Regions from separate parts of the Homo sapiens genome. Here region 2 is linked to region 1. A link is a loop called in an ENCODE intact Hi-C map of the cell type or tissue named here. Cell type or tissue: chondrocyte. All regions are shown on one strand. Each heading gives the region's core, and the rest is flanking DNA. Links, peaks and the distances in the headings are about the cores only.

Evidence for each region. A loop is a pair of places that touch in the nucleus more often than their neighbours do. Peaks named below come from ENCODE experiments on the same cell type or tissue, not always from the same donor. Only the 100,000 strongest peaks of a DNase experiment are listed, where the experiment ranks them.
Region 2: a loop joins it to region 1, with 3 times the contacts of the local background. A loop is called at or near these places in 4 of 110 quality-filtered maps.

The regions. Positions count from the first base shown.
Region 1 is chr6:168,883,104-168,886,006 of GRCh38, reverse strand. No RefSeq gene overlaps it. Among named protein-coding and RNA genes, the nearest start is that of LINC01615, 280 kb to the left of the region's middle. In chondrocyte, for the core only: CTCF peaks have their summits at 938 and 1,189 (motif pointing right); no DNase peak of the experiment used is centred there.
Region 2 is chr6:168,059,410-168,062,312 of GRCh38, reverse strand. FRMD1 (FERM domain containing 1) reads left to right here. Exons shown (of 11, transcript NM_024919.6): 8 at 332-506; 9 at 1,256-1,552. Among named protein-coding and RNA genes, the nearest start is that of FRMD1, 18 kb to the left of the region's middle. RefSeq lists an enhancer at 2,901-2,903. In chondrocyte, for the core only: CTCF peaks have their summits at 1,448 and 1,651 (motif pointing left); no DNase peak of the experiment used is centred there.

The DNA.
Region 1 (2,903 bases), core at 99-2,598:
CCCCACCGTTCACCATTGATGACTCACAAACACAACTGTGGGGCTCTGAATCCAGAAAGAATGCACACTCGCTGGGCGTGGGAATGGTGGTGCCTCTGGAATAAACATTTACCCTGGAGGTGTGTGTCTGCTTGCAACACAAACGTCTGTCCATGCTGCAGTCTCTGTGTTCCCATCGCCCCGCATGACGCTGCCTCTTCACAGGGTCAGGAACAGCGCCTGTCTAGAGGGTGCAGGGAGAAGGGAGCAGCAGTTGTTGGCTCCGAGAGCAATTTTTCATGTCCTTCCACACAAGCTCTCCCTCCTCACTTTCAGTCACCTGCAATGGTGGAATTTTTTTACCCTTATTTTAAAAATTAAAATGTACACACATGAAGATTCCAAAATAATTCGTTACTTCCTCAAACTGCAGCAAATGGGGAAAGTCAGAGCAAGACCCAGATCTTTGGAATTCAGATCCACTCTTCACACCGCCAGACGAGGCTGGGATGGCCTGGGATTCAGGAGAGGCGGTGAAGTTGGAGGGGGTCAGCAGCCCTCACGGCTACATCTGCAGGAGGACCACCAGGGGCCAGGCCCAGCGCTGGGTGAGCCTCCCTCCTCCTCTGCAGCAGGACCCCCATGGGGCCAGGCCCCGGGCTGGGTGAGCCTCCCTCCTCCCAGGCTCTGCAGGCCTCCTGGGCCTGGGCTCTCCGTGGCCCCTATCTGAAGCCCCGCTCTTCATACATTTGGCTTCCCAGCTTCTTCCCAGGTAATCCGACCATTGGCTTTACCCAAATCACTCAGGATTCAGGAGGAAAGAGCAGGTGAGGCAAAAAGGAGAAAGGGAAGCACAGAAAACTACGAAGAAATAATTAACAATCCTTCCATGCTAGAAAGAGGAAAATGCATTCATCCTTTCAGAATCCCGCGGGGCGGTTCCCGCCTGATGGAGCCAAGGTCCCCGCGGGTCTGGAACCCCTGGACAGGCCCGGCCTGATGAGCCATGCACGGTCCTGCAGGTCTGGACCCCCTGGACAGACCCGGCCTAATGAGCCATGCACAGTCCTGCAGGTCTGCGGTTCTCAAACCCCTGGACAGGCCCGGCCTGATGAGCCATGCACGGTCCAGCAGGTCTGGAACCCCGGGCAGGCCCCCAGGCAGCCCCGGCCCTTGGCGGCACCCGCGGAGCCGGCGCGCTGCGCAGCCTGAGCACCAGAGGGCGCTGGCGCGCTTTAAACGCGGACGGGAATTGGAAGCCCTGGTTCTGCCGCTCCCCGGTCCTTCCCGCGTCTCACGCGACGCCGGCCATGCAATTATTTGTGCACATAATTACGGCATAAAACGGACGCACGGTGAGCCCTTTAACGCACCCTGTCTAAATATCTGATAGTTTTCAGTTCCATGGACACATTCTGGTGGATTCAGGTTTTGACACTTCAATGATTTCGGAAGCCCTGTAAGAAAAGTAAAACCGAATTACAAACAGGAAGGACAGCAGGAAGCCCTCGCCTGCAGTGAGAAGAGAAACCTCAACAACACTACGCGTTCTGAAAACCTAGCAAATCTTCTCCAACAAGGCCCATCTGAACGTGATACAATGTTTCTACTGAATAACGGCCCCACATACACATTTCCCCCAATTTTTCTGCATATTATTCAACCACCTTTTCATGTGCCAATGGCTATCTCTATTTTAATATTGTTTTCCTTAGAGAGAACAGAAAGAAAACTCAGTTTCCAGAGTCGCAGGAAATAGAGTTGTATTGGGACTGCGCGGTGAGCCTAAACCCGTGGTCCGCCGCAGAACTTGCTTTTCCGACTGCCAGCCCCGCCCGGCACTGCCGACGCTGGGGTTCTGAAAAGTTCTACCTTGCACAAGTAATTGCCATTGTGTTTGTGCCACATGCCTTTTCCTGTGTGTGATGTGTTTATCGCTGCATGTACTGCATTCTCGACAGGAGATGCTTGACAGACGAGGACTTTTGTTTGGATAAGGTGGGGATGAACCTGCATATAATTTAGGGTGTACAGATTGGAAGAATTTCCTGCAGAGCAGCTTCGGGGTCGGCGCCTTTGAGCCTTGTGTCTGCCTGGCTGTCCATCCCCCTGGGCCCTGGAGGACCCTTCTGCGTCGGAACTGACCTCTGGCCCTGCTCCTTCTTGTCACAGGCCGGGTGAGACACACGGTGGTTGGGTGAATGTTCTGGAAGCCACTTCCACACTGGGAAGATCAGCAGTAATTCAACTATCCACAGACGTGATGGTGAACCATGAGTGGATCCCACCATGCCAGAGTGAAATTACTGCAGTTCATCTCTTTTCAAATTGGATCTCAAAGTCCTCATGATCCCTTCGATGCCACCAGACACCAGGGAATGGCGGCAGAGAGGACATGGGAGGGGATGGAGAGCTGTCCAGACTCCGTGAAGACAGACATGTGTCCAGCTTCCCTCCTGAGTCCCTGCAAGAGACGGCAGCTGAGGGAGCTCACATTCAAGCTTCATGGACTGCACTGTAAATCCGTCTCCTAACAAGTTTGAAATGATTTAGAATAAATGAACCTAGAGTCATAGAATCACTGTTATTTGAGATTGAAGGGAACTTTTACATACACTGTCTGGCCTGTGGCTCTATCTGACAAATGAGAAAACAGACCCAGAATCTCAGAGCAGGGGCATGATACAGCACCAGCTCCCAGTTGGCCCTTTTTCACCTTATAGATTAAAGGTTTTCTTCCTTATTGGCAACCTACTTTAGAAGTCATTAAGTATCTCTCTGAGGAACTGCATGTGCTTCCAAAAGTTAAGCAAAGTTTCGAAGTTAGGTGCTGCAGCAAAACCTTTAAAAAAACCCAAAGTCTATATAGGCTGCTCTCTGCCCTACGAGTGCAATAGAAGAGTAACCCTTCTAGTGTAAGTCAA
Region 2 (2,903 bases), core at 191-2,690, 820 kb after region 1:
GCCGGGGATAAAAGGGCAGTGACTGTGGGGGCTGCTGGACAGCAGGCTTGCTCTGGACAGCCAGACCGAGGTCTTCCTGTCCCACCCCAGACCTCCACTCCCCTCACACTGCTGCGGGCACTTTCTAGCCAGGAGGGCTGTGTCCTCTCAAGCAAGGGCGGAGCAGAGCACAGTGTCCGCGCACAGTGTCCGCCAACAGCCATCTGCACTGCGAAGTGAAAACCTGGGCCTCGTCCCCCTGGGGGCCATGGCTGACATTTAAAATCATCCTTTCCTGTGGCTAGCGTGGTTTTCCACCTGTGGAGTGGCAACTTCTCTCCTGTTTGCTCAGGGAAAGAAGCTGGAGATCCAGCTGGATGGGCTGCCCGCAGCACAGAAGCTGGTTTACTACACGGGGTGCACCTGGCGGTCCAGGCACCTGCTGCACCTGCTGCGCGCCAGCCACCAGCTCCACCTCCGCGTGCGGCCCACTCTGCAACAGCTGCGGCAGCGGGAGGAGGCAGAAGGTGGGGCTGGGCTGGGTATGCTGGGCTCCGCAGCCGGACTGTGCCTTCTGGGCTAGGCTGGGCACACTGGGCTCTGGCCGGACTATGCCTTCTGTCTCTTATTGTTGTGGCCTCCTGACTCCCACGTCCCCCAGATGCTGAGGTCGAAGGGCGAAGTGGTGGCCCCCAGCTCTGCCTGGAGTGGAATTCTATAGATGGGACTGGGGGAAGCTGGGAGCTTGAGGAGCCACCTGAGGTTTCCACTTCTCAGTTTCCTGGTCTGTTTTCCACTTCTCCTCCCATCATGTGCCCACAAAGAGCAAGAAATGCAGGTTCCGACAAGGCCTCAGTGTTTACCCACAGGCCTGGTCTCCCTTCCTGTTCCACATCCTCACCTGAGCACAAGGCCTGGCCTTAGTGTTTACCCACAGGCCTGGCCTCCCTCCCTGTTCCACATCCTCACCTGAGCACAAGACCTGGCCTCAGCGTTTACCCACAGGCCTGGTCTCCCTCCCTGTTCCACGTCCTCACCTTGAGCACAAGGCCTCGCCTCAGCGTTTACCACAGGCCTGGTCTCCCTGCCTGTTCCACGTCCTCACCTGAGCACAAGGCCTGGCCTCAGCGTTTACCCGCAGGCCTGGTCTCCCTGCCTGTTCCACGTCCTCATCTGGGCTGTGGGTGTGCATTTCTGTCTCCCGGGCTCTTCCTCCTGCATCAGCAGGGCTGGTCCCTCTCCAGCTCGCCCTCACTGTGCTCCCCACTCCCCACAGAGAAGCAGCACTACCGGGAGTCCTATATCAGCGATGAGCTGGAGCTGGACCTGGCCAGCAGGAGCTTCCCGGGCAGTGGGGTCAGCAGCCAGCACTGCCCCCACTGCCTCTCACGCCACTCCGCCGACAGCCACGGCAGTTCCTACACGTCAGGCATCAAGGCCAACTCCTGGCTCAGGGAATCCAGAGAGATGTCTGTGGACGTGCCCTTGGAGGTCCACGGGCTCCATGAGAAGGAGCCGTCCTCCAGCCCCAGGACCAGCCGCAGCCACCCCAGCACACGTGGTGACAGCCAAGGTGGGCCCGAGGGAGATGCCCAGGCCTCAGGGACAGTGAGTGTGGTCCAGCCAGCCCCAGCTTGGCTGACCCTGGACACCGAGGCAGCAAAGCCCTGGCCTGCCCTCCAGTGGCCAGACGTGAGGGGCTGGGCTGCTTGTGACCTGAGTCCCAGGAAATGTGCCAGAACATGCCGGAAGAACAGAGATGGCAGGGAGGAGCTGCCTGCAGCCTGCTGTGCCCGAGTCTCCTGTTCCTGCCAAGGGGCAGCTGCAGGCTGGGATCAGAGACAGGAGAGGTGGGATCCTCTTGGGGTTGCAGATGAGTCCAGGTCCTTTAGCTTTCTCGGAAGCCCATCTCAGGAGCCCCTCCCACTCCTAGGAAGCCCCTGGCCCCTAGGAAGCACCCCCCCAACTCCTAGGAAGAACCCCCCTCCCAAGGAATGCTCCCCATCCCGGGAAGCCCCCCAACAAAACTCCTAGGAAGCTCCCCTTCCAGGGAGCCCCTCCCTCTCCCAGGAATCCCATCCCCACACATAGGAAGACCCCCACTCCTAGGAAACCCCCCACTCCTAGGAAGCCCCCCACTTCCAGGAAGCCCCCCATTCCTAAGAAGTCCCCTCACTCCTAGGAAGCCCCCTGGACTCCTAGAGACCCCCCCAACTCTTAGGAAGCCCCCCCCACACTCCTAAGAAGCCCCGTGGACTCCTAGGAACTCCCCCAACTCTTTGGAAGCCTTCTGACTCCTAGGAAGCCCCCCACTCCTAGGAAGCCCCCTACTCCTAGGAAGCCCTGTCCTACCAGCTTCCCTCCCATCAGAAAGCCTGGGTTAGACTCATGTCTTTTTATACTCAGTTGAGTAGGAGTGAGAAGACAGAGCCATTCAGAGTGTTCTAGGACCATGTGTCCACCTGGCCCAGGACGCAGCACCTTGTCCTGAGGGATGCACCCTGCCCATTCCCTGTGTGTAGGACTGTGTGTGCACCTGGCCCAGGATGCAGCACCCTGTCCTGAGGGATGCGTCCAGCCCAGTCCCTGTGTATGAGGCCCTGAAGAGCTTCCTCATTGCCCCAGAAAGGGGACGTGAGCTCTGCTGGTCTCTGAGTGTCCCCACGGCCCTGACGGTGGATGTGATGAGATCAGGTGGGACCAGCCCCAGGGCTCAGTCACCCAGGACCGCCCAGCATCACCTACAGTCACCCAGGGCCATCCAGGGTCACAAAACATCACCTAGGGCCTCCCAGGGCCAGGCATTCCTGTCACTAAGCCACTGTGTCCGCCATTGCCCTTGGAGTGTCTGGTCCACCAGGAAGGGATGGTTGGCCTCCATCTCTGAGGATGTATGCAAGCTCTGTGGCCTGTAACCCAGCGGG